Regions from separate parts of the Homo sapiens genome. Here region 1 is linked to region 2. A link is an interaction called in ENCODE POLR2A ChIA-PET data of the cell type or tissue named here. Cell type or tissue: K562. All regions are shown on one strand. Links, peaks and the distances in the headings refer to the core of each region. The heading gives the core; the rest is flanking DNA. Region 1 overlaps PC (pyruvate carboxylase). Region 2 overlaps SPTBN2 (spectrin beta, non-erythrocytic 2).

Evidence for each region. ChIA-PET counts read pairs that join two places held together with the same protein. Peaks named below come from ENCODE experiments on the same cell type or tissue, not always from the same donor. Only the 100,000 strongest peaks of a DNase experiment are listed, where the experiment ranks them.
Region 1: POLR2A ChIA-PET joins it to region 2 with 10 read pairs; 2 of 35 experiments call an interaction of 5 or more read pairs at or near these places.

What each region holds. Positions count from the first base shown.
Region 1 is chr11:66,894,629-66,908,152 of GRCh38, reverse strand. The region is part of intron 3 of PC (pyruvate carboxylase); the gene reads left to right. Among named protein-coding and RNA genes, the nearest start is that of MIR3163, 33 kb to the left of the region's middle. RefSeq lists an enhancer at 2,372-3,019. In K562, for the core only: no CTCF peak of the experiment used is centred there; no DNase peak of the experiment used is centred there.
Region 2 is chr11:66,714,235-66,729,001 of GRCh38, reverse strand. SPTBN2 (spectrin beta, non-erythrocytic 2) reads left to right here. Exons shown (of 38, transcript NM_006946.4): 1 at 1-261; 2 at 7,562-7,652; 3 at 7,740-7,918; 4 at 13,021-13,172; 5 at 13,607-13,780; 6 at 14,595-14,686. The coding sequence starts at 7,762. Among named protein-coding and RNA genes, the nearest start is that of SPTBN2, 7.6 kb to the left of the region's middle. RefSeq lists an enhancer at 8,169-9,126. In K562, for the core only: no CTCF peak of the experiment used is centred there; DNase peaks (open chromatin) are centred at 851, 1,251 and 4,314; H3K4me3 peaks cover 1,756 bases.

The DNA.
Region 1 (13,524 bases), core at 4,815-12,814, 170 kb before region 2:
TTTGTGAAACTCGAACACCACTGCCCTTTCATCTTTCCACCAGAACTTGTGAGCAGTGGCTTTTGACCGCCGCTCTTCCAGCTCACCCCTGACCTAGTGTTTGTTTTTTTATCCTTCCCTCAGTCTACTCAAGGCCCACCCCTAAGCCAGAGATTGGCTCCCAAGCAGCCTCTCTCTCCTGGGAGCGGTAAAGGAGGGGACAGTTCTGGAAAGTCATTGACAGGGGATTAACCTAGAACATCAATTATAAACAGGCAGCAGGCCTCAGGCCCAGACTTGGGTGTTACAGGAACAGTGTGGCCTCTCTGGAACTCTGCAGACCAACTGCCGTGGTAAGAGAACCGACTTTCAGAGGCCTCTAGGCACTTTGTCCTGGGTAGGGGTGCCCACACATCCTGGCCATTGTTGCTCTTCCCTCTGGAACTTGGCAGCTTTCTAGCAGTTAGAAGAGCAGAGGGTAGAAGGATGGGAACAGTCCTTAGAGAACAGGAATCTAGGGGAGGGTTGGACTAGATCATTTCTCAAGAGCTGTGGGGACTGTTCTGGTCAGGCATGGGCAAGCTGAGGGGCAGGAGGTAGGCAAACCCTACTTGACCTGAGAACAGATTTGTTGTTGTTTTGTTTTTGTTTTTGAGTCTCGCTTTGTCATCCAGGCTGGAGTGCGGTGGTATGATCTCGGCTCACTGCAACCCCTGCCTCCCGGGTTCAAGCGATTCTTCTGCCTCAGCCTCCCGAGTAGCTGGGATTACACGTGTGTGCCACCACACCCGGCTAATTTTGTATTTTTCGTAGAGACGGGGTTTCACCATGCTGGCCAGGATGGTCTTGAACTCCTGACCTCAGGTGATCTGCCCGCCTCGGCCTCCCAAAGTGCTGGGATTACAGGCGTGAACCACTGTTCCTGGCCGAGAACAGGTTTTGCCTGAGACCTTGGACAGAAGACCTTGGCCATGGATCCAAGAGCTCTGGGCCAGAACACCCTTGCATGATGGTGACAGTTGAGGGAAAGGCCACATGGTTCCTTGTGTAAATGGCATGGCTGCCAGTGGTCATGGGGAGGCCCTGCTCATAGTTCAGCACCAGCCGGCCCTTCGTGTGCTGTGCTCCAGCTCCCCAGCCGGCTCAGTCCTTCACAAAATGCCCTGGAGTTACAGAACAGAAAGGCCCGGCTTTCCTTTAGGAATCTGGGAAATAGGAGGGCTGAGGTCATGCTCTGTTCAACATGTGAGACCTCCCAGACAGCAGTGCAGGAAAAACATGTTACTACCCGTATTTTGGGAGACCAGACCTCTGGCGTTTGAGTAGGACTCACTGCTCAGATCTAAGGGGAGAGAACATCTCCCATTTTGAAGAAAACCTTTTCCTCAGTTTAGGAGGAGGAGAAACTGATCAGGTTCCAAATGGCCTCTTGTTCTTTAACTGCAAACGGGCCAGGCTCCCTGCCAGGTCATGGGATAACAATCCAAGGAGAGGGGAGAAATGCAGTGTGCATGTGTGTGTACATGGGCATGCTCGTAGGGGGAAAGACTGGGGGGATGGAGGTGACGTGGACATCTGTGTATGCTTCAGCTCTATTTCCCTCTGCTTAGTCCCAAACTGCTCGGGATTAGCAATTGTTAAGAACATGCCTTTCTCCCCACCCCGGGAGTTCTAGGCCAGGGGTGGAGGGATTGAGCACCGTGGCTTTGTTCTCTGTCAGGTGGTGCCTTTCTCTGTGACACCGAGGGAGACCTGCCATCAGGAGGGAGTCTGAGGCCAGGAGACAGTACTTACCGATCAGGATGGATCTTTGGTCTTGTTTGTGTGCTTGGTTTCCTGGCTGGAATGAAATGTCAGTTTCATGAGGACAGGGACCTGTTCTCTCCTGCACAACTTTCTCTCTGATGACCGACAGTGCCTGGCATGTTGTAAAGGCTCGTTCAGAAGTGACTGAATGAATGAATGCATACTTTTTAGGCGGGGCTGCATATCGTTCCCTTAAACCTCCTGATTCATCTTCCGTTGCTTCCGTGTCAGCTTCTCACTGGGTCATTGTCTGCTTTGGTGCTGCCCTTCCCCACAACTTTGAGAGTTCATGTTACTGCAGGCTCCCCGCCCGCCCACCTCTGCCTGAAACTTCTCTTTTGGGCTCCTGTGCTGTGACATACTAGCAGTATTTGTTTGCCCCTCTTAAGACCATCCCTTCAGTTTCATTCCTGCCTCAGTTTCTCCTCCTCACATTTCTGCTGTTCCACCTCTGCTCCTGTGCTCTTCTCAGGAAAGCAGGTGAGTGGTGATGCCCTGGGCTAAGCTCGCCAGGGCCTGGGCAGCCCAGGCACCCGTGGTTCGGGTGGGGAGGGAGCATGCTGGTGGCCGGAGCTGGGCTTGTGGGCAGCAGCCCTCCCCACCTTGCTGAGGCCAAGCTCTTTCTCATGGCTTTGGCTGTCACTTCTATGCTGATCACCCCCAAATCATTGTGTCTATATTTCTCTATTGGTGCTTCTGACCTTCCAAAATCTGATCCCACCCTGGCAGTCAGACCTTATTTGATGTCAAGGATTATTAATTTGTAGCATGTATTACATCCCTAATATGGACCAGTTCACATGCATTCTCATATTTCATCCTCCCAATGAACATACAAAGTCAAATAATTATTCTTATTTTACAGAGTCTCAGACAACTTAGTTCCTCTAGGTAACCAGATTAATTAGCATTAGGGGGTTGTGATCAGGATTTGAACTGGCTCCACTGGCCCCTGACCCTGAACAGAGTCAGCTTGGAGTCCGCCCTTGGAGACGAGGACAGCCGGTCCTGTTTCTCCCTCTCACCCCAGTGCACTCACACAGCAGGCGTTGGCACCCTTGCTAAGGGCCAGGCCAAGCGTCTCCTCTGTGAGCCTTCACTTAGCTCTCCTAAGCTGCTCGGCCTGCCTCCTCTCCCTTTTCTCTAACAGCAGTGCCTTTGCACACACTATGTGTTTGTTATATGTTGGCTGTGCCAGTCTTGCCTCGTCAGCAGATAGTGATTTTCTTAAAGGCAGAGGCCATGTTTTATATGATCCTCCATCCCTCAAGTGTGTGTTACAGGCAGTTTGTTGCTCAGTAAACACTTGATACCTCTGATGAGGTGAAATCTAATCACAGTCCTTTGCATATGTATTGTGGTTTACAGTTTCTGAAACCGAAGAGCCAATTTGAAGTTTCCTGTAAAACAGATCCCTTAATTGTCAGCGCTCTGTGCTGAGAGGGATAAATCTGTTTTGTAGACGGACTAACAGGTCCAGAGGTAGAGTGAATTCCCCAAGGTCATATGATGGATGATAGCAAAGCCAGAACTTGAACCCAAGGTTTAACTCTTAATGCCGTTCCTCTTAATGCCGTTCCCTTCCCACAGAATCACAGCAGCCTGTGGTCCAGACTTGGCCAGGTGACCCCTGCCAGGCCTTCCATCCCACTTAGTCATACAGTTCCTTATTTGTATTTGTCCTTTCTCTTTCATTAGAACTCGTGTCTTTTTGTGTGTGTGTGTGTTTTGAGACAGGGTCTCGCTCTGTCACCCATGCTGGAGTGTGGTGGCACAATCACAGCTCACTGCAGCCTTGACCTCCCAGGCTCAGGTGATTCTCCCACCTCAGCCTCCTGAGTAGCTGGGACTACAGGCGCATGCCACCATGCAAGGCTAATTTTTGTATTTTTTTAGAGGCAGAGTTTCACCGTATTGCCCAGGCTGGTGTCAAACTCCTGGGCTCAAGTGATCTGCTTGCTTTGGCCTCCCAAAGTGCTGAGATTACAGACATGAGCCACCGCGCCCAGCCTTAGAATGCTTGTCTCTTGAGGGCAGGGACCCTGGCTGCTTTTCCCATTATCCTTCCAAAGCTCCAGCTCTGGGGCCATGAACCAGAAATCATTCCTTCAAGGATGTTGACACAGTGAGTCACCTGAGAAGGGGCAGGGTGCAGGAGGGGTGGGGCAGGAGATCAGGAACTGGTGTGGGACATTAGGGGTGGGAGATAGGCCAGAAAGCCCCATGCTCTGTGTAAAAGCTTCTGTCAAATGAAGATGTGCTTGTCCTACCTACCAGGCGAGGTTACTCTTAGTAGCAAGTGAGAGTGTCTGCTAAAGCGCCTTCTAAACTGCAGAGCACTAGCAATATTGTTGTTAAATATAATTATAGTCTGTAGCTGGGCATGGTGCTGGGTGTCTGTAATCCCAGCTACCCGGGAGGCTGAGGCAGGAGTATTGCTTGGGCCTAGGAGGCGGAGGTTGCAGTGAGCTGAGATCGTGCCGTTGTACTCCAGCCTGGGTGACGAAGTGAGACTCTGTCTCTAAATAAAAAAAAAAAAAATGTATATATGTGTGTGGGTGTGTGTGGGTGTGTGTATATATATATATATATATTTTTTTTTTTTTTTTTTTTTTCCTGAGATGGAGTCTCTCACTCTGTTGCCCAGGCTGGAGTGCAATGGCACCATCTTGGCTCACTGCAACCTCCGCCTCCCAGGTTGAAGTGATTCTCCTGCCTCAGCCTCCCCAGTAGCTGGGATTACAGGTGCCTGCCACCACGCCTGGCTAATTTTTTTTTTTTTGTATTTTTAGTAGAGACAGGGTTTCGCCAAGTTGGCCAGGCTGGTTTTGAACTCCTGACCTCAGGTGATCCACCTGCCTCGGCTTCCCAAAGTGCAAGGATTACAGGCGTGAGCCACCACGCCCAGCCAAAAAATATATTTTTTAAAATAATAATAATTATAGTCCGTAGGGATGAGCTCAACAACATGGTTGGATAGAATCATACTGGCCTTGTGAGTATTGAGGAGACAATCAGGATGGTGCCTCACCCAAGGCCTGGCACTCCAGCTATTATGAATTATTCTTGTTTTCATAATTATTATAAGACATGCCCTCTTCCTTCAGATTGGGGAAAGGAGTTGGCAGTGCTGAGAATGCATCGCTTCTGGATTGGGACTAAGAAGATGGGAAAGGCAGTCTGGCCCTAGGGCTTTCGTAGATCCACTCACCACCGCAGGTCCCCGACTCTGAATACCTCCTTCCTCCCAGTGGGGGTTTTCAGCAAGCTAATTTCTCACCCCTGAGGAGGAACTGTTATATTCGGATGAACACCCCCCTGCTAATGTGGAGCAGAAAAGTAAGGCCTGGCGAGTCAGCAGCTGCTCAGCAGGTGGATGGGCTGCGGTGGTGTAGCGGGTAGGCGCCTGACAGCCCGGCTTGCCGCAGCCGCTGTGCTTCCCTCCCATCCCTGGGGTGTGCATTTTAGGGTAAAGGCAAACTGGAAGCTCTTGCTATTTGCAGAACTCCAAAACAACAAAACAAAATGTCCACTCAGCTGGGGGTTGGCTGGGCAGCACCACTGTGATTACACAGTTAGCCTGGGGGAAGGGCTGTGGTCAGAGTTTGGGGGACACACAGGTGTGACTGTGATGTGATACAGCTGGAGGAGGAAGAGGAGGGTGTGATCACAGGCCCGGGAGTGGCCAGGGCAAGAGTGATGGTGGAGGAGAGTGGCTGAGGTTGGCAGGCAGGGAGGAGAGATTGGTAACTACTAATCACTAGCATGATCAGTCTTGACAATCTATCTACAAGGGACTCCCAGGTGGCAGGGCAGGACCTGAGGCACAGCTCGGCATGACGGGCAGACAGGGGTCTACGTGGCTTTGAGCTCTGAGACCATAGGCAAGCTGTTCATCTGGGTGTCTTTCCATGCTTACAATAATATTCCCCTTACAAGCCCTCTGATGATTGAGATCATAGAAATCACTCAGTGCAGTGGCTGGCACTCAGTAGCAGCTCACACAAATGATCAGCAATTCCGACACTTGCTATGTGGCCATCACAGTAAAATCAGCAATAGTGGATGCCCAGAGCTGCATCTCCGGGAAGCCTCTGAGCCAGTCAGTGTTTGTGCTCAAACTCCAAAGCATAGGATGAAAGGTCAGATCATGGGGCTATGAAGATATGTTCTCCTAGGAGTCACGAATAGGGAGAGAAAACAGCAGCAAACACAGTCAAGGCCATGTCCTGCCTGGGTTGCTGTTTACTTTCCTCTTCCAGGAACTGAAGCTGTTTCCCATTGGATTTCTTTACTATCGCCTTGGCTCATGGACTGGGTACTTTGGTAATCAGTTCGCCCAGAGAACCAGGCTTTCACATTGACCTAGGTTCCACAGTGACTTCCTCCACGGGATGTCGGGGTGTGTCATCTAGCAGAATAGCAGTCAAGACTACCCAGGAATGGTTGAGGGTTGCACACTATTTTTAATAAATTGAATTAAATAGCCAAGAAAAGTCAGACACCCAACAAGGGAAGTTGAGGCACCAAGCGACAGTGGAAAGTCATTACTACCACTAGGCTTGAAGGGGTCAGGAGAAGAAATAGCATTTCCTGGCTGGGCGTGGTGGCTCACGCCTGTAATCCTAGCACTTTGGGAGGCTGAGGCGGGCGGATCACCTGAAGTCAAGAGTTCAAGACCAGCCTGGCCAACATGGCAAAACCCCATCTCTACTAAAAATACAAAAAAATTAGCCAGGCATGGTGGCAGGTGCCTGTAATCCCAGCTACTCCAGAGGCTGAAGCAGAAGAATTGGTTAAACCCAGGGAGGTGGAGGTTGCAGTGAGCCAAGATCGCGCCATTGTACTGCAGCCTGGGTGACAGAGCGGGACTCTGTCTCCAAAAAAAAATAAATAAATAGCCTTTCCTGCAAACACCAGTGAGGGCTGAATAGTGGACACTGGGATGCCAGCAGGAACTGTCATAGCGACAAGACACAGCCTGGGTCAGGATGGTGGCATCAAAGCTGGTAGAGAGTGAGGAAGGCACACCCCACGTTCTCTCTCCACCGCCTCCTACCTACCCTTGTCTCCCGCCTGTGCCTCTGTCTCATCGGCTGGACCTACAGGAAACCAGCCAGGAAGGGAGCCCAGGTGCCTCCACCCAGAGGGCTCAGCCCCGCTGGGTCCAGAGAAGGGCATACAGGGAGGCCGCCAACCAGGTAGCCTTTCCCCAAAAGGCAAAGCTGTGGAGGAGGCATCCACTCAGCAGGTGTGGAAAGCAGGGGGGATGAGAGCTCTGGCATCCTAGGGTCTGAGCGGCTGCTGCTGCTACTTTTTGGGAAGGGGCTGCCAAATCAAAACTAGTTACTAGTTCAAAATTTGATCATAAAGGGCAATTAGGAAAGATAAGGAAATAAAGAACATCCAGATTGGAAAGGAAGAGGTAAAAGTATTTTTATTTTCAGTTGACATGATCTTGTATAGAAAAACCTAGGGAACTCATTAAAAATCTATTTGAATTAAATGAGTTCAGCAAGGTTGCAGGACATAAGATCAGTATGCCAAAATCAATTGTATTTCAGTAGCAGTGGGCAAATTGAAAATGAAGAAAACAATTCCATTTAAGATAGCATCAAAATAAAATATTTGGGAATAAATTTAATAAAAGTGCAAGACTTATACTCTGAAAACTATGAAACATTGTTGAAAACAATTAAAGAAGACCCAAATAAATGGAAAGATACCCCATGATCATGGATCAGAGACTTAATATTGTTAAGATGGCAATACTTCCTGAATTGATCTGCAATCCCTATCACAATCCAAGATGCCTTCATTAGCGGAAATTGACAAGATGATCCTAAAATTCACAGAGAAATGTAAGGGAACCAGAACAACCAAAAGAATCTTAAGAAAGAAGAACAGGCTGGGTGCAGTGGCTCGCACCTGTAATCCCAGCACTTTGGGAGGCCAAGGCGGGCGGATCATGAGGTCAGGAGATCAAGACCATCCTGGCTAACATCTCTACTAAAAATACAAAAAAATTAGTCGGGCGTGGTGGTGGGCGCCTGTAGTCCCAGCTAGTTGGGAGGCTGGAGAATGACGTGAACCCGGGAGTCAGAGCTTGCAGTGAGCCGAGATCGTGCCACTGCACTCCAGCCTGGGCAACAGAGCAAGACTCCGTCTCAAAAAAAAAAAAAAAAAAAACAACGTTGGAGGACTCACACTTCCTGATTTCAGAATTTAACTGCAGTGTGGTACTGGTGTAAGGATAGACATATAGATATATAGATCAATGGAATAGAACTGAGAGCCCAGAATAAACCCTCACATTAACAGTTAATTGATTTTCAGTAAGAGCGCCAAGACAATTTAATGGGGGAAAGAATAGTCTTTTCAACAAGTGGCGCTAAAACAACTGTATATCTGCATGCACAGGAATGAACTGGACCCCACCTCATACCATATACAAAAATTAATTCAAAATGGACCAAAGACCTAAATGTAAGAAGAGCTATAAGGAGAAAAATAAGTGTAATTCTTTGTGACCTTAGGTTAGGCAATGATTTTTTAGATACGACGCCAAAGCACAAGCAATAAAAGAAAATGAACTGTACGTCATCAGAATCAACCTTTGTACATCAAAGAACACTATCAAGAAAGGGAAAAGACAACCCACAAAGTGGGAGAACATTTTGGAAATCATCTATGTAACAAGGAACTTGTATCTAGACTACCTCAAGAACTCTTGGCTGGGTACGGTGGCTCACATGGGAGGATGGCTTGAGGTTGGGAGTTCAAGACCAGCCTGGGCAATGTCATAAGACCCTGTCTCTGCAAAAAGTAAAAAGGAAAAAAAAACTAGCTACTTGGGAGGCTGAAGCAGGAGGATGGCTTCAGGAGCCCAGGAGTTTGAGGCTGCAGTGAACTATGGTCGTGCCACTGCCCTCCAGCCTGGGCGACAGAGTGAGACTCTGTCAAGTAAAATCAATAATATTATGGGACCACCATCGTATATGCATTTCATCATTGACTGCAACATCGTGTGGCACATACCTGTAGTCATATGATGGGATATTATTTAGCCATACAAAGAAGTGAAGTACTGGCACACACCACAACACGGATGAACCTTGAGAGCAATATGCTAAGTGAAAGAAGCCAGACCCAAAACCCACATAATTTATGATTCTGTTGATATGAAATGTCCAGAATTGGCTGGGCACGGTGGCTCACCCCTGTAATCCCAGCACTTTGGGAGGCCAAGGCAGGTGGATCACTTGAGGTCGGGAGTTCAAGACCAGCCTGACCAATATGGAGAAACCCCGTCTCTACTAAAAATACAAAATTAGCCGGGCATGGTGGCGCATGCCTGTAATCCCAGCTACTCAGGAGGCTGAGGCAGGAGAATCGCTTGAACCCGGGAGGCAGAGGTTGTGGTGAGCCAAGATCGTTGCCATAGCACTCCAGCCCGGGCAACAAGAGCGAAACTCCATCTTAAAAAAGAAAAGAAAAGAAATGTCCAGAATAGGCAAATCCATAGAGACTGAGAGTAGATGAGTGGTTGCCAAGGGCTGAGGGAGCTAAGGGGGTTGGAGCATGACAGCTAGGGGATAGGAAATGTTCTAAAAGCGGATTATGGCGGTAGATGCACATATCTGTGAATATATTTAAAAAGCCATTGAATTGCACTTTATTTGTTTCTTGAGACAGAGTCTTGCTCTGTCGCCCAGGCTGGAATGCAGTGGCGCAATCTCGGCTTACTGCGACCTCCACCTCCTGGGTTCAAGCGATTCTCCTGTCTCAGCCTCCTAAGTATCTGGGATTACAGGTGCCTGCCACCACGCCCAGCGAATTTTTGTATTTTTAGTAGAGATGGGGTTTTGCCATGTTGGCCAGGCTGGTCTTAAACTCCTGACTTCAAGTGATCTGCCCACCTCAGCCTTCCAAAGTGCTGGGATTATAGGTGTGAGCCACTACACCCGGCCATTGAATTGCACTTTATGTGTCTCATCTATATGGTATGTGAATTGTATCTCAGTAAAGCTGTTAAAAAACAAAACCCTGGCCCTGAAGGGCAGCGCAGTCGGCTAAAAGACTGTGATTTAATGAGGAAACTTTCCCACCGGGCTGTGACCGCTGGCCCTGGCTCCCTTTGGCCGGGTGGAGGTGCTGTCTGCCACTGAGGGCCCTCAGCTGCTTTTTCAGGATCTCAGAACATGGGAGGACCCCAGCTCCAGAAGAAAATCTTAATTCCAGTTTAATCTTAATTCCAATTTAATTTGGTTGAGTTAAACATTTTTGGAACTGTACTGTGAGCTAGGCACCAGGCTAGCTGCTCTCATGAAAAAACAGGGGCCCTGGAGCTGGGCAGCCTTAATTATTCTTGAGTTTGCTACTTCCTGTGGGTCCTTCCCAGCCTCAATTTTCTTTTCAGTAAAATGAGGGTTGATAATACCCCATGAGATTGTGGTGACAATTCAGTGGGCTAAAAGGAAGATGCCTGGAATATTGTAGGCAGAAAATGAAAGTTTCTTTCCAGTGCTCCTGGAGCAAGTTATCTCTACCAAGTGGACATAACAAAGATGAGTTAGTTATGTCTGCCCCCGTAGAGCTCAAGGCTGGATACATGACCTGTACTCGCTAACCAGGGCCTGGGGAGAAGCAGGCCAGGAGGAGGGTCCCTGTCTTACTCTGGTCCTGGGTTGGGAACCGGGGAAGGCTTCCTCAGGGAGGGGGCAATGAAGTGAGGCTTTGAAGGAGGATAGCTTTTCGCATGTTGTATTTTATTCGCTTTTTGTTTATTTATTTTTTGTAGGCAGGTCTCTCTCTGTCGCCCAGGCTGGAGTGCAGTGGCATAATCTCTGCTTACTGCAACCTCTGCCTCCCGGGTTTAAGCAATTCTCCTGCTTCAGCCTCCCGAGTAACTGGGACTACAGGTGTGTGCCACCACATCCAGATAATTTATTATATTTTTAGTAGAAACGGGGTTTTGCCATGTTGGCCAGACTGGTGACGAACTCTTGGCCTCAGGTAATCTGCCTGCTTCGGCCTCCCAAAGTGCTGGGATTATAGGTGTGAGCCACTGCACCCCGACTTAGTCACTTTTTGAATAGATAATCAAGTACATGGTGCCAATTCAAAAGGGTCAAGGCTGGGCGCGGTGGCTCATGCCTGTAATTCCAGCACTTTGGGACGCCTAGGCAGGTGGATCACCTGAGGTCAGGAGCTCGAGACCAGCCTGGCCAACATGGTGAAACCCCATCTCTACTAAAAATACAAAAAAATCAGCCAGGCATGGTGGTGCGCGCCTGTAATCCCAGCTACTCTGGAGGCTGAGGCATGAGAATCTCTTGAATCCCGGGGGCAGAGGTTGCAGTGAGCCGAGATTGCACCACTGCACTCCAGCCTGGGCGACAAGAGTGAGACTCCATCTCAAAAAACAAACAAACAAACAAACAAAAAACAAAAGGATCAGCAGTGAAAGAGAAACCTTTCCCAGAGGCAGCCACTGTTACCAGCTCCTGAAGTGTCATTCTAGAAATACTCTATGTTTATGAGTGTATGTGCGTATATATAGGCGGACGCTTCTCATCTAGGCAGATTTTCACAGCATCCACATTGTGGTCCGTGGGGATCAGGGGCCTCCTGCTAAGGTGTGGGTTAGGCTTCAGGTGTTATGTTCTTGCTGCTTTCGTGTCTTGCGGTCAGGTTCGGCATAGGCCCTCTCATCAGTAAGAGTGAGGCTTCATTTTCCTTTAGTTCCCCTTGAAGGGAGCCAGCGGCGCTGTCCATCCTCCTTGCCCCTCTGCTCCCTTGGCGTGCCCTCTCCCAGGGATTTCCTCTGTCTTTCTCCTTTGTTCCCCGCTCCTCTTTCTCGTTTGCTTGCTCCCTTGTTTGGGTGCAGCATATTGACAGCAGCTTCCTAACAAAGACCTTTGCCTTTTCTTGTTATTTTACTTTCATACATGGTTGATAGTTTAGCTGGATAGAGAATTTCAGGTTGGGGCCAGGAGCCATGGCTCATGCCTGTAATCCCAGCACTTTGGGAGGCCGAGGCAGGTGGATCACTTGAGGCCAGGAGTTCAAGACCATCTTGGCCAACATGGTGAAACCCCATCCCTACTGAAAATACAAAAATTAGCTAGGCATGGTGGCACATGTCTGTAATCCCAGCTACTCGAGAGGCTGAGGCAGAGGATTGCTTGAACCCAAGAGGTGGAGGTTGCAGTGAGCTGAGATTGTGCCACTGCACTCCAGACTGGATGACAGAGCCAGACTGTCTCCGGAAAGAAAAAAAAAAGAGAATTTCAGGTTGGAAACAATTTTTCCTTGACAAGTTTGAAGGATTGCTTTGCACTTTTCTAACTTCTGAAACTGCTAAGAAGTCCAAAACCTTTCTGATTTCTGATACTTTTGTCTTTTTTTTCTTTTTACCCTCCTTTGGGAAAGCTTACAGGATCTGAAATTGGACACAGTGCCTTGGTGTAGGCCTGTGTTCATCTGTTTCGTGAGGCTCTCAGCAAGTCCTTCCAGTGTGGAAACTCATGTCCTATCCTGGGAGTTTCTTGAAACATTCCTTTTCTTGCCCTCTGTTTTTTACTGTTCTGTCTTTCTGAAACTCCTATTATTTAGTTTTTGGATCTCTTGGACTGACCCTCTAATTTTTTTCCCTTTTTCACCTATTTTCCATCTCTTTGTCTCTTTTCTTCAGTTTCTAGAAGATTTCCTTTTATCTTTCAACCTTTCTATTGCTTTGTCTTATTGTATTTTTTAATTTCCAAGAGCTTTTTTGCTCCCCAAATGGTTCTTTAAAAATGTGTGTAGCATCCTATGTTTTCACTGATGTAATCGTTTCTTATTTCTGTGAGAATGTGAATGCCATGTTTGTCTCTAAGTTTTCTTCTCCCTGCATAGTTGGTTTCCTCCAAATTGCTTTCTCTGCTCTTTCCTTTGGTCTCCATCCTCTTTGAATGAATCTGCCCAGGGACCTTTGGTTGCCCACTCATAATTATTAGGAGGGTCTAAAATGCTGCCTGGGAGCTGGAGCAGGTGGGGGTCCAGTTCTGAGTTTACCAGTACATGATCTGGGCAGGCTGTTTGTTGGGGAACCTCAGTGTCAACACCTGGGAGCTCAGTTGGGGAAGGGGGTAGCATGCAAAGAGTCACGTAACCTGCCACCCCCATTTTTGGCAAGGTCCCCAGGCCCTCAACTGTGCCTCGAATTTCCCAGTCCAGAGACCCCACACTTTTCCCTCCCCAGAAAGTAAACCTCTGTTCTTCCAGGGCTGGAGAGGGGAGGTCTCTGGCATGAGATGGGGGAGGTAGGGGTCTAACTGCTATTTTTTTTTTTTTTTTTCCTGAGACGGAGTTTTAACTCTTGTCACCCAGGCTGGAGTGCAATGGCACAATCTCGGCTCACTTCAGCTTCCGCCTCCTGGGTTCAAGTGATTCTCCTGCCTCAGCGTCCTGAGTAGCTGGGACTACAGGTGCATGCCACCACGCCCAACTGATTTTTGTATTTTTAGTAGATACGGGGTTTCACCATGTTGGCCAGGCTGGTCTCGAACTCCTGACCTCAGGTGATCCACCCGCCTTGGCCTCCCAAAGTGTTGGCATTACAGGTGCGAGCCACTGTGCCCAGCCCTGATTGCTTTTTGAAAGCTTTCAGCCTGCCCTCTTTATACACGGCAGCCCGTTCAGCCCATTGTGGAGGTGGGAGGCCTGGAGCTGCAGTTCCCTGGCCTTTGGAGGATT
Region 2 (14,767 bases), core at 196-8,195:
AGCATCTGATCTGTAGAAGACGAATCTTCACTGTGCCATGGAGATGTTCTGGGAGGGAGAGCCGGCCCAGCTGCCTGAAGGAGGACGCGAGAGCGAGGGGACGGGTGAGAGGAATGCTTAGCGGAGACGGACTGGAGGTGCCCGGAGAGGAAAGGGGAACGGAGGCTGGATCTCGGGAAACCTCGTCGGCAGTGTCATTAGAGGAAGGATCGCGTGTCTCGGGGATACGGATTTTGGAGGAAAAGCAGAATAGGGACAAAGGTGAGGTGTCCGAACCGGGGAGATCAAGACCTGTAAGCTGTGGTGGGGGACCCAGGGACCAGCGAGGACGGGAAGGCGGGGTTTTGGGGGGACCCCGCACGGAAGGTGGCTGGGGGTCGGCAGCCGGCCTCGGAGCTGCTGCCGCGTTCGCCCCGAGGCAGGTCAACTACCCCGGGCGGGGAGCGGCGGGGAGCACCGAGAGGGGCCTCGGTTGCCATGGCGCTGGGCGGGGAAGGGGCGACTCGGGCCCCGCCCAGAGCCCCGCGGGGCCGCCGGCTCCAGATGGTCCCGGGCCTCCCGCGGGAGCCGGCGGCCTGCGGCAGGGGGAGGCTATTGTCCTCCTTCCGCGGCGCCGCAGTCCCGCCGCTCGCGCCCGCGCGCCGCCGCCACGCGCCCCGCCGCCGCCCGCCCCGCGCGCCCCCCGCGCCGCCTGCGCCCCGTGACAGCGCCCGCCCGCCGCCCGCCGTGCGCCCGGCCGCTGCCTGCAACCGCCCGTCGCGGCCGGGCTGCAGGCGCGGCAACTACCGGTGCGCCCCCGCCCGCCGCGCCCCCGCCCGCCCGGCCGCGGCTCCGCGCCGAGGTAGGTGCCGGCGCCCCGCCCGCTTTGTCCCGGCCCGCGGGGCGGCGCGCTTTGTCCGGCCGCGTGCGGTCGGCGGGGTCGGGGTCGGGGTCGGGGTCGGGTCCCGGCGGCCGGGGTGAGCCGGGGCGGGAGCAGGCGGGGACGGGACGGAGAGGGTCCCGTGCCAGCCACACAGGTACCGGGATGAGGGCGGTGGGGGCCAAGGCCGAGGGGGGGGGACTCGGGCCTCTCTGGAGCCGGGAGAAGAGTCTGGAACAGTTAGGGCTGACGGACACGTTCGCGGCGAGGCTGGGAGCGGGTCTGACAGCGCCGGCCCCTCGCGTCGCCGGGGCTGCGGGGCGGACGGGCCGGCGCCGGGCCAGGTGCTGGGGGCGCGCTCGGCCGCCTCTGCCCGGCGGACTGCGGGAGCCGGGCTCCCTCCTCCCCGGAGCCGCGTGGGCTCCTCCTCGCCTCTTTGGCAGCTGGCTCCACGCGCTCCCTTCTGTTCCCCCACAGTGTGTGGGAGAGGGGCACGCGGTTGGCTGTGGTGGCCGGAACTGGCCCGGGGAGAAAGCAGACGCTTCGGGCGGCGGGGAAGCGGCCGCGTGCGGCGTTTCTGTGGCCAGGAAGCTGATAGGGCTGTGCGGTCCGCCCCGCACGGAACTACCCAGCAAGGCCTGCTCGCGGGGGTGTTCCGGCTCCGGTGCCACAGTCGTGATTTACCTTCCACTCGCTTGGAACTTTACCCCATTGACCCCAGGACATTGCATGCTTGTGTGAGGTGCAGGTTTGCCCCGGTCTTAACCTGCTACATGTCGTCTGCCCTCCCCCTCTCGGAGCAGCCACAGTTCCAACGCTGGAGAGCCCGGGGGTTTCAGGTATGGGCAGAGGTAGCAACAAACCAGTTTTCCTTGAAGGTGAAGAGGGGCAGAGTGAGTTCCAAATATGTGTCTTAGCTTGAGGTGTGGGGCAACCTCTTGGCTTATTCAGAAAGGCAAAGGATTGGCCGAGGAGAAGATAGGATGGAGTTTACATTCTTCCCTTAGAGAAATTGATGTGACCCCGGGTTGGGGAAGGGAGATAGCAAGGGAGTGAAGAATCTGAATATTTGAATAAATCTGCCATAACTGGAGGATTCTAGAAGAGAAAATAAAATTTCAGTCCCCCTCTTCAGCCCAGTTCCTAACTTCCTCCGAGGGAATTGATCAGGAACACAGTCTGAGAGGTGGGTCGGGGTTTTGCTGTTCCTTCCTTCTGCCCTGGGCCCATCTTTCTCTTGCCTTCCTGGAGGCCCTGAGCTGATTTGTGACTTCTTTTTCGTTTTATCTCTCTGCCAGTCCACCCATTTATACTTAGAAGCAAATAAGATTTGAACTTTGCCAAAGTCCCCATTTCTTCTAATCTATTATTCATCTCACTGTCATTTGTTCAACTCTGCCTTCCCGTGACTTCTCTAGCTCTGCCGTTCTCCTCCCGCATATCTGCGGTTCGCTGTGCTGTTTCTTTCATTACCTGTGGTACCTACTCCATCTTCATCTTCCTCTCCCATCGCCTGAGCTCCTGAGGGGAAGTGATATTTGAGTTTAGTGTGGGGTAGGGCCTGAGCAGACCTAGAAGCTAACCCTGGGTCACACTCACCCCTGAAACTTTGTGTCTTCTCAACACTCATGGCTCCTCTAACCAATTCCAGCTGCTTCTCATCTTTGGACAAGGGTGGCCCTCAAAGTGTGGTCCCCAGACCATTAGCTTCAGTGTCACCCGGGAACAGGTTAGAAATGCACATTCCCAGGTACCACCCCAGAAGTACTGAATCGTAAACTGGGGGATGGGGGGGTGACCTGTGATTTAACAGTCCTCCAGGTTGTTGTGATTCATGGAAGTTTGAGAATCCCCAGACCTGAGCTGTTGAGCTCAACCCTGAAAGTATTCCAGCCCAGGAGCAGGTCTTCTCCAATCCCGTGTTCATTCTTTCCTTGAGCTTCTCTCTAGTCCTAAGAAAGACATTAATTCCATGGCCAAAAAAAATGAATTATAGTCAAGTCATTCAATATCTCTTTATTGAATATCTGTTGTACTGAGTCTGGAAAAACACCAAAACGAGTAAGACAGCCCTTGTCCTCAATGAGTTAAATGTGGAGCGGGCAGAGAGACACGTAAACAACTAACCGTAATGCGATGTGATAAGTACAATACTAGCTGCATGCCGAAGTGCCCTGGAAGCACAGAGGAGGGAATGATCAACTCTGAGGGAGGGAAATAATTCATCAGGAGCAGGATGTGGTGAGAGGAAGAATTAGGATACAAGGCAGCCTGTAGCCCAGGGTATAGGATTTCTAGCTTAACATGTCAGCTGAAAGAGAGGAAAACTGCCCTGGAGGATCGGCACGGTGAGCCTAGTCTGCCTCCAGCAGCGCCTGGAGTACATTCCAGCAGGACCCCAAGCCTGCAGCCGGCGGGGGTTGGCATTCTTCTAGCACTAACAGTGTAAGCTACTTGGGCCTGGCCTTGAGGTCAATTGCTAAGAATAAGGTATGATGAGACTGTAATCTGGATTAGCTACTGCACCACCCTATTGCCAGACTTCAGGAATCTGTGGAAGAGAGGACGATTGAGGATTCTCCAGCTTCCTCATGACAGGGGGTCATGAAGCTGGGGGGCTGCTGGCCGACTGAGGAAATGTGAGCATGGAGACCCTGGTCATAGGTGAGGAATGATCTACTCAGTGGCAAGAAACCAGCGCTGGATATGTGTAGGAGAAAAGCAAATAGAAATCAGTGGGAATCTAGAGATGGCAGCAGGGGACACAAGCTGAGAACACAGCATATTGTCCAAAAGGCCAGGGAGCTACAGAGCCAGAATGCTTGGAAACCAAGACCTAGAGACACAAAGGTAGCAGAGCCTCAGAGCCACATGCTGAACAATGCCAGAGAGCACCATTCACATGGAAGGCTGTGGAGTTGCAACATGGTGGCCCTGTGGGGGTCTGTGATCTAAGGACACCAGTGCCAGCTTGGTTCCTGATCCATATCACAGCATTTCTGGAAACTCAGAACACACAGCATGCATGCTTCAAATTCAATTTGGAGAGAGGAGCATTTAAGTGGCTGAGGTTTTATTTGGGGGAAGAGGAGGTTCTAGCTCCATACTTTCTCCTGGTAATGGTAGGAATCCGCAGAGACATTCTAACAGTTGGACTTCCCTGGAGGGTCTGGCTCCCAGTTGGGCCCCTTTGTAACTTTAACAAAACCCCCAATTCTGCATTTCTCCTGAGCCCTACTTCCTACCACCAGGGCTGTGGTCTTGGCAGTCTCTGGTTCTGGAAAGGAAGGAGGTATGGAGAAGAGAGAAGTGATGGGTGGTGAGACTCGGGTAGGTAGGGAGGTGTGTGCCCATGGACACACAAAGGCAGAACCTTTCTGGCTTCCATCATTAACTGGTTCCATGAAGCTGAACCTGACCTGCTTGAAGGCCAGGGTTGTCTGCCCCTCCCCTTGGGAGGACCAAGTTGGATCCCCAAAGATAAGCCTAAGCAGTCCATGTTTAGGTTCTGTGCAGCTTACAGGGGCCTCAGAGCTACTGTGGTTTGGAGACAGGGTCAGATGGTTAGCTTCTTTGAGTTTCTGCTCTTTGTGGAGTACAAAAATATGAGGCAGGGTTTGCAAACCTCAACAGTTGGGGCCAGGCAGGTAACATAGATATGTGAAGTGGCTGAGTCTGTAGACCCATCTAAAGGAATCCAAATCAGTCTTTTTTTTTTTCTGAGACAAATTTCACTCTGTCATCCAGGCTGGAGTGCAATGGCGCAATCTTGGCTCACTGCAACCTCCACCTCCTGGGTTCAAGCAATTTGACAGCCTCAGCCTCCCGAGTAGCTGGAACTACAGGCACCTGCCACCATGCCCAGCTGATTTTTTGTATTTTTAGTAGAGACGGGGGTTTCGCCTTGTTGGCCAGGCTGCTGTCGAACTCCTGACCTCAGGTGATCTGCCCACCTTGGCCTCCCAAAGTGCTGGGATTACAGGCGTGAGCCTCCGCACCCGGCCAAAAAATCAGTCATTTAAAAATAGCTTATTGGCCCAGCAAAACACTCCTGGGGGCTAGCCTTGGTAAGTTTGTGACTCCTAGTAAGGGGTCATGGAAACCGAAGCGGGGGCAGGGTGGAACTTGGGTGTAGGCATTTTTGTGGGCAGGTCTGTGCAGAGAGAGTTTGAGTGCTGGAGATGTCCATCCCAGAGCTGAGCTTAAGTGTGGCTGCTGGTTAGGAAGCACTAATCTGAGAGGCCGAGAGAAATGGAATTACACTTGGTCCTGAGGTGTGGACTACTTTCCCGTCTAGAAGCTGAGAGTATTAGGTGACGCTAGTTCAGGTCATGCCTTGCCCACAGCACTCTTTACTCAGGGTGATTCAACTCTGCCCTAGAATATATTTTTATATAAATATTTACAGAACAAATCCAGAGAATCTGTGGGGAGAAATGGTGGATTTTGAATGAGAAGAGTCCTAGGCCTCGTAGAAATTAAGCTCCCTTTCCTTCTACAGGGAATTAAAGCCCAAATCTACAAGCCTTAGACCTTAGCTCTCTTGCATCTCATTAATGCTCCTCCCAAGAAAAATCTTTGTGCACATTTTCTCTTTAGGAGAAAGGGGAGGGGCAGACAACCCTGACCTTCAAGTAGGTCAGGTTCAGCTTCATGGAATCAGTTAATGATGGAAGCCAGGTTCTGCCTTTGTGTGCCCATGAGTCTCACCACCTACCTGAGTCTCACCACCCAGCACTTCTCTATTCTCCAGACCTCCTTCCTTCCAGAACCCGAGACTACCGAGACTACAGCCCTGGTCCTAGGAAGTAGGGCTAGGAGAAATGCAAAATTGGGGGTTTTGTTAAAGTTACAGACCCAGTCCCCTCCTCCTCTCTTGAATGCTGCTGAATGCTAAATTACACAAGAACTTTGGACAGTAGAGGTTTTTTTTTTTTTATCCCCAGCAGATATTCTGAACCTCATTTTTTAGTTTTGAGGACAGAGTGTGTTTGCGTAAGTTAGAGCCGTAAGTAGTGCTGGTCCACATTTCCCCAGCCTGGGCCCTAGGCAGGAGCCACGGCTGCTCATCCGTCTGGGATGAGCCTCTAAGACGGTTGAGGAACCTGTGTATGTTCTATGTTCAAGAGGCTGCGATTAAGAGCGTGTCCCCCAGAGTCAGAAAGAACTTTTCAAAACCCGGCACTGTTTCTTCCGGCTGCGTGACCTTGAACCAGTAACTTAATGTCTTTTTTTTTTTTTTTTTTTTTTGAGGCAGAATCTCACTCTCTCTCGCAGGCTGGAGTGCAGTGGTGCAATCTCAGCTCACTGCAGCCTCCACCTCCTGGTTTCAAGTGATTCTCCTGTCTCAGCCTCCCCGGTAGCTAGGACTACAGTCGTGTGCTACCACGCCCAGCTAATTTTGTATTTTTAGTAGAGATGGAGTTTTACCATGTTGGCCAGGCTGGTCTCAAACTCCTGACCTCAGGTGAGCCACCCGCCTTGGCCTCCTAAAAGTGCTGGGATTACAGGTGTGAGCCAATGCCCCCAGCCAACTTAATGTCTTTTTTTTTTTTTTTTTTTTTTTTGAGACAGAGTCTCATTCTGCCGCCCAGGCTGGAGTGCAATGGCGAGATCTCGGCTCACTGCAAGCTCCGCCTCCTGGGTTCACGCCATTCTCCTGCCTCAGCCTCCCGAGTAGCTGGGACTACAGGCACCCACCACCACACCCAGCTAATTTTTTGTATTTTTTAGTAGAGACGGGGTTTCACCGTGTTAGCCAGGGATGGTCTCGATCTCCTGACCTTGTGATCCGCCCGCCTTGGCCTCCCAAAGTGCTGGGATTACAGGCGTGAGACACCGCGCCCAGCCAACTTAATATCTTTTGTGCAGCTTCCTCATCTATGAAATGGGGACAACAGTGGGCCCTCACCCCACAGGGAGTTATGGTGACGTGATGCATGTCAATGGCAGGGATATGTCACAGCCGACATTTATTGAGTACTTACTAACATTCTCTGTGGCAAACCAAAGGAAACAAAGCGGAGAGAAGCATACTGTGTCCTCCTTTGAACTCCTGGGCACTTGCTAAACAGTGTGTCAGTCTTCCTGGCGTATCATAACTTTTTCTTAACTCAAGAGCAGAATCTAGGTCTTTTTTTTTTTCTACTAGTCTCGCTCTAAGGTGCGCCCAGGTTCAAGCAATAATCCTGCTTCAGCCTCCTGAGTAGCTGGGATTACAGGCGCCTGCCACTACGCCCAGCTAATTTTTTGTATTTTTAGTAGAGATAGGGTTTCACCATGTTGGTCAGGCTGGTCTTGAACTTCTGACCTCAGGTGATCCACCCACCTCGGCCTCCCAAAGTGCTGTGATTACAGGCGTGAGCCACCGCGCCCAACAAATCTGGGTCTTTTTCTCTCAACTTGCCTACAGGGTATAGTAGGCCATCTTGGGTTGATCATGGGCTCAAAACAGTTTGTAGAAGGAAAGAATGCCACTTTCTAGTCATTATTGCCTGTGGGGCCCCATATGTGCTGCCTGCATTACCCTGGGCTGCACACTGCTGTCTGAAGCACTGAAGCCCATCACCCCTTTCTTCACCCCGCAAACCCGTCCCTCTCTGGCCCGAAGTCGTTGGAGCCTTTCCTGACCACCGCATTGCTCTGAGCTGCTGCTGCCTTCCTGCTTCACTTTCTGTGCTTCTGATGTATTCCCGTCCCCAGGCTTCCCAGGTGGCTTCCCCTCTTCCCCTGGGGGCTGATTTCCACTGAGCAGCCAACCGCAGCCTCTGGCCACAAGGAGAGCGGAGCACAGGTAGGGCAAGAAGACAGAAGGCCCCGGTGGTGAGTGGAGGGCTTGGTGGTCCCTGGACACCCCTCACTGGCCACATTCTCCTTGCAGGAGCAGGAAGCCGCCTACCACCATGAGCAGCACGCTGTCACCCACAGACTTTGACAGCTTGGAAATCCAGGGCCAGTACAGTGACATCAACAACCGCTGGGACCTTCCTGACTCGGACTGGGACAATGACAGCAGCTCGGCCCGCCTCTTTGAGAGGTCTCGCATTAAGGCTCTGGCAGGTGAGGTCAGAGGAGGGTCGAGGTGGGGGGATGCTGGAGGAGGCTTTGTCAGCTCGTCATGAAGAGCCCTTTAACTTTATGGGAAGACTGACTTTTCTTTCTAAGTGGGAGACCCAGAGCACTCTATCAATTCCCTGGTCCCCACATCCAGCCTCAAGAATAGGCTCCAGGCCATTCAGAACTTTCCCCAGCTCTTCCCCCCAAGCATAGAGACGCTTCACTGGCCCCTGGACTGGCTGAGCTGACTAAAACAGCTTCCCTCTCTGGCCTCAGCCCCCGGGTCATGTCCCTTCATCCTTCGGCACTCTCGCTCTTGCCACTCCTTTCTCCGCCTACCTCTCCCTTACCTGTCATGCCCTTGTTGTGTCTTCTTTGATTTCCACTGTCATTTCCCACACCTGTTCCCAGTCTATTATTCCCCTCTGCTCCCTCTCCACCTGTTCCTTCCACCTGCCACCTGTTACTCCCATTATCTCATCTGCCTGTTCCCTGAAGCAGGTTCCCTCCACCCGCTGCTGCTGGTTTCTGCAGCCGCCCATTCTCCCTGGTGTGCTCTCTGCCTGCCTTGGCTCCTACTCTTCCCTGCAGCCCAGGGCCTGGGCTCTCCGCTCTGAGCGGAAACTCGTCCAACGGCCTCCCTGTCTTCCGGGGGAGGAGTTGTCATGGCAACAAGAGTGCGGCTGCCACCTGACACCACCAGTGGCTGGCATGGGGCTGACTCACCCACACACCCCAAGGCCACCTACCCCGTCTGGCTTCCTCCTCCATCCCACTCTTGTCATTGCCATTGACCTGCTGGCTGCCCAGCCCAGCCCAACCCAACCCAGTCTGAGGGGTCCCAGCTACTCTCACCGAGAGGTGGTGCTCCGAGTGGGGGTGGGGGTTGGCCACTAGAAGAAGAGAGACTCCAAGGGGGAGGTTCCCAAACCTGGCCACATGTTTTACAGGATCACCCAGGGATGTTTTTTACAAATACAGGTTTCCAAGCCCCTCCCTAGACACAATAAGTTAGAATCTTGGTCCAGAACTCAGGATTTTTCAAAAGCTCCCCAAGTGATTCTTTTGAGCCAGCTCAGCACCAGTCTGAGGACCCCCTTGTGGCAGCCATAGCTTCCCAGGACCCCTTCTCATTTTCTCCTGGGCCTCTCTGTCCTTCTGGTTGGGTCTTCAGGCCGGCTGTGAAACACTCCTACCAGTGTGTCTATACATCAGAGAAGACAGAAGGTGTGGGTTATGGAGAATGTCATGTTTGGGGAAAATGTTCCTGGCACTCTGGTTTTGGATTCATGTAGCCTCTAGAACTGTCATGATGTCTATGTGTGTACAACATGTGCCACCCACCATGTTTGCACACATGACAAATGCCATCCAGGACTGTCACCATGCCTGTGTACATAGGACACATGCCTCCCAGGACTCTCACCATGCCTGTGTACATAGGACACATGCCACCCAGGACTGTCACCATGTCTGGCTGCACATAACTTGGGCCACCCAGCACTGTCACCATGTCTGTGCACACATCTGTGTGACCTCGTGCTCTCATTGGGTGTTTATCTCCACCACTGAACTGGGCTCTCCTGAAGAGGCAGCTCTGCATGGGATTTGCCTAGCACTGTGTCTCCAGCCAGTAGGTGTCAAATAAACACTGAATGAATGAAGATGAGGAAGGGCAAGTGTAGGCTGCACATGACAAACGCTGAAGCCCAGAGGAAGGGCGCCTGGTATATGTGCCCAGCAGCGGGGCGTCTGGGGGCAGGGATGGCCTGGTGGAGGATGGCCCTGGTGGGCCAGAGGGCAGGGAAGGGGCTGGCACTGGAGGTGGTGATAAGCAAGTGGAAAGGATGGTAACAGCCCTCGTTTCACAGATGAGGGAGTGAAGGAAAATGCCTCGCACAGTGCCTGGCTTTTCCTCTTTGAGGATTTCCTCGTTTCCAGATTTCTCTTTGTCTGTTTCTGAGCTGGGGCTCAAAGCCCACACATCCTGGAGAAGGACCTCCCAGAGTCACCCAGAGAGGGGTCGCCCTCGCTGTTCCTGCAAACCTCTGGGAAACAGGAGTTTGCATTGGGGGCCCCTCTCGTGGGTCCTGTGCATTGTTAGGTAACTTGGGGCCTGATGGGCGGGTCTTGAAGGCGCTGGCAGTGCCCTCCTCCGCCGCCCCGCAGGGCCTGGCCCTGCCCCCGCCGGCCACACTCCGCCTCTCTCCCCTCCCCAACACTGTCCAACCTGTTTGTCTGGAGCCGCCTGTCTCCTCTCACCGCAGCCAGGCGTGCCCCCACTCTCTGTCTCAGGAGTTCGGGACACCCCGTAACTCTTTTTGCCACTCCTTGAAATTCCCACCATTCTTGAATCCCCTGACGCTGGACTCCAGCCTGAGGTTCCACTGGGGAACAGAAACTGGCCCCCTGCCAGCGGGGAGCATGGACTCTGGGCCCTGGGCTCTGTAACTAGCAGCTGGCAGCATGAATGGGAACGGAGTGAGCAGGGTGCACGGGAACGGCCTGCATGAGGCCAGCGAGTTTTACTATGAGGCTGTGGAAGGGGCCCACAACCCCGGGGGCCTCCTGCTTTCACCAGCTGCTTTCATCAACCCTGCTCAGTATGCCAGCGTGCTGGAAGGACGCTTCAAACAGCTGCAAGGTGAGGCCCGGGGGCCCCCTGTGGGGACGACTGTGCCTGGGCGAGAGGGACCTGGGTGTGGGGAGAGTGGCCGGAGCTGAGGACCTGGCACAGGACACAGTGTGACTCCAGTGTTTGTGTTGGGAGACAACGTGATGCAGCTTAGAGGGGATAATTACAAGAGGCCGGAAAATACACAGATGTCAACGGAATGGGGAAAGGCTTGGACCTGCTGGCAGGGACCGTGTATGATGGCATGGGTGGGTGTGACTGCCGGGCCTTGGGGTGCTGCATGGAGCAAAGGCAACTAGCCATGGAGGGCGTGGGGGTGCCAGCACCTGGGGAGGCGCCAGCAGTGCCTCTGAGGTGGATCCGGATCTGGCGGTGGAGCGCTGGCCAGGACAGTTAGGGGAGGCGGAGGGGTGAGCCAGGCCCAGGGACCTGGAGATTGTGTTTTCCAGGCCTCTGAGCGTGTGTCTGAATGTGTACACGGGGGCAGTGTGTGTGGAAGCAAAGGGAGTGTCTCGAAGGAGAGGATCTGTGCAAACAGGCCCAGGTAGATGTCTGCGCAGGTGTGTGTTCACTCTGGCACAAGTGCTTAGGTGTGTTTTTGGGAATCACTGTTGTGTGTGTGTGTGTAAGGATCTAGGGATGCTGTGGGCGTCTTGTGACGTGACACTTGGTTTCTGGTGCTTGGCTTTGCCCATTTTCCTCCTAGTTGCCACTAATTCTGTGTCTTCTGACTGTGTGCCAAAATGGCCTCACCCCAGGGTGCCCAGCAGTAGGGCAGTGCCCCTGGATCCAGCAATGGCCTGTGACCCACGCTCCTCCTGGCTCAGATGGGGCCTGTAGACCTGCCGGGAGGCCCCAAGGCACCTTGGTTTCATGGGTGCTGGGGAGCATGGGGCCGTCCCATGTTATTAGGACCCCAGGTTTGGTGCCAGTATAGTGGCTGGAGGTGAAAGACACGGAGCGACGTGGGTGTGTTGCTGTGTCTTATGGGTGAGGTGCTTAGGAATGTGAGATTAAGGGATGAGTCTTTCCGGTTTCTGAGATGCTGGTGCTGAGACGGAAGCAAAAGTGACTCTTCAGACCCCAGCCACTTGGGTTGGGTCCTTGCACAGGGCTCTCTGTGGGAAAGTGGCAGAAATCCTCATCACCAGAGCAGTTTCTGATGCTTTCACTTTGTCACTTAGAACGTTCTTAATTTTTATTTTCCTACGGAACCTAGTATTTACTTCCCCTCTTCAGTAGCTCCCCTCCCCTGTGGGCTGGGCAGCAGGGCATTGCCTAACTTTTTTTTGAGATTGGTACCTAACTCTGCCTGGCTTTTTTTCCCCCATGTTTCCTGGCCTCACTGTTTTCCCAGTTCCCAACTCTCAACATCTTGTTCTTCTAAGCAATGGGGTGTTTATGTCCTGGAACTGGATCCCCTTGCAGCCAGCTGAATGTACTGTCCCCAACCCCCAGAAGCAGAGGAGCCTGCCTTTTCTTTAAGTTATCCAAGGACAGTAAGCTGACTCAGGAGGCCTGCAGCCTCTATACCATCAAGTCCTAATGACCGCTTGGAAGAGCCGCTGCAATAATTTTAGCCCACACCTTCTCCTTTGTCTGCAACCAAAAGAGAACAGCCATACCTCCCACCGGCCTGGGCAGCTCTTGCTCTCCTTCGGGCCAGATCACACCACTTTATAACAGCAGCTCACCAAGGAGCCATTTTGTGCCAGGCACCAACTAGTTGTTTTATATACCTTATCTCATTTAATCAACACAATGACCTGTTGAAGTAGAAAGTGATGTTCCCATTTTACAGATGAGACATTGGGGCTCTGATGAATGAAGTCACTTGACCAGCATTCCACTGCTTCCACGACTGCCCCATCCCAGCCCCTCCCTGCATGTCCCATGGTTTCTGAGGATGAAAGGTCTTCATCCTTTCTTCTCAAAGCCTATTTTCTTTTCTTTTCTTTTCTTTTTTTTTTTTGAGACGGAGTCTTGCTCTGTCGCCCAGGCTGGAGTGCAGTGGCACAATCTCGGCTCCCTGCAAGCTCCCCCTCCCAGGTTCACGTCAGTCTGCCTCAGCCTCCCGAGTAGCTGGGACTACAGGCGCCCGCCACTATGCCCGGCTAATTTTTTGTAATTTTAGTAGAGACGGGGTTTCACCGTGTTAGCCAGGATGGTCTCGATCTCCTGACCTTGTGATCCGCCCGCCTTGGCTTCCCAAAGTGCTGGGATTACAGGCATGAGCCACCACACCCAACCTTCGCCTATTTTCTGTCTTTCATCTTTCTTCTTTACCTTGCTTATGAGCTCATTGCAAGTTACGGGCTTTCCTCCCGGTCATCTTCCTTCCCTTCCTCCTCCTTAGAGGACCCCGCTTCCCATCTCTCAGGCTTCTCCATCCCCCACCCCTGCCAACTGGTGTTTAGAAGCAGGCATACTGAACTCGAGGGACAGAAATAAACCCATGTTGCCACCACAGATGAACGAGAAGCTGTGCAGAAGAAAACCTTCACCAAGTGGGTAAACTCGCACCTGGCCCGGGTCACGTGCCGGGTGGGGGACCTGTACAGCGACCTCCGGGACGGACGCAACCTGCTGAGGCTCCTCGAGGTGCTCTCGGGAGAGATACTGGTGAGCTGTGGTCATGAAGGGAAGTGGGGGGGCCTTAGAAAAGTGTCCAAGGGGACCAGCTGGAAGAACAGCCCTCAGAGAGAGTGACGGCACAGGGCGGGAAGCAGTGGCTCCCTCTGCTCAGAGGATGGGTTCATTTCAAGTGCCTTTGCCACTTAGATTACATAGGAGCATTGCTTCATGGAGACAGGAACAGTGGCCCCATTGAAAACATTTCTTTTCCCACCTACTCTGGGTGCAATTAATTCCCTTGGGAATCTTAATCTGCCCAAGCCTCATCTGTAAGCTCAGCTTTGGCTCCAGCCCTGGGGCTGTGCCTGTCTGTGTTCCTGAGGTAGGTCATGGGGAAGGTGTGCAAAGCTGGGCCCTGTGAAGGCTGGGGAAGAAGGTGGAAGCCCACAGTCCCGTGCCATTTTGCCCCCGTCCCTCCACAGCCAAAGCCTACAAAGGGCCGCATGCGGATCCACTGCCTGGAGAACGTGGACAAGGCACTGCAGTTCCTCAAGGAGCAGAAAGTGCACTTGGAAAACATGGGCTCCCATGACATTGTGGACGGAAACCACCGACTGACCCTTGGGCTGGTCTGGACCATCATCCTTCGATTCCAGGTACCCCAGCACACTGTCACACAGGGTGTGGTTCCTGCCCTGGCTCTGCACCGCAAGCCGTTCCTGCTGGCCCATGACACAACAAACACAAAGATGGAGGATCTAGAACCTTATGTAGCAGCTGCCATGGCGGCGCTATCCAAGCACCAGATCAGTGGACTCCCCTCTTTCAGCAGGGTAGAAACCAGCTTGGGTGAATGTCACACCCCTGTGGCAAATTCCCTGTGTTCTGGTCTGTGTGTTGGTCGTGTGCAATGGGACCAGGACCACAGGTTGGTCCACAGGAGACTGGAAGTTTTACCAACTGGTCCTTCACCACAGGGATTTGGGAACTTCTAGAGGGTCTGGTCACTGGCACCAATTCCCTGCCATAAACTCTGCCTGCCTCCCCCAATGGAACAGTCACCCTCCTCCTCCTCATGCCCCAGTGTCCTCATGCCATCACAGCGTTCCTGATCACCCCCTTCCTTCCCGGGTTCTGTCGGCTTCACCTTGGAGAGCCAGCTTTTAGAGACCTTGGAGAGCCAGCTCTCAGAAAATGTTCACTCTTCTGCCTGCAGTTCCCCACCTGGAGGGACCAGCACCCTCCACTCAGACACACCCATTCTTCAGCATCCTACCCTAATCTGCTGCCTCAAATCCCTTGCACCCAGTGTTTTGTGGTCCCTGGCCTAGGTTGAAAGGACCTCAGGCTATGCCTGTCCACCCCATTACCACAGTCTAAAGAGCAGTTTCCTGCCATTTATCTGAGCATCTCTGATAACACCAGGAGTTCCTGTCCAGGGACTGAGGGCCCTGCTTGCTTCCTTCCTAGATCCAAGACATCAGTGTGGAGACAGAAGACAACAAGGAGAAGAAGTCAGCCAAGGATGCCCTGCTTCTGTGGTGCCAGATGAAGACTGCAGGGTGAGGACACCCTGGGCGTGTGGCACTGGAGGGTCAGTGACCCCCAGGCTGTGCTGGGCTCCAGGAACCATGAGCTGGTGA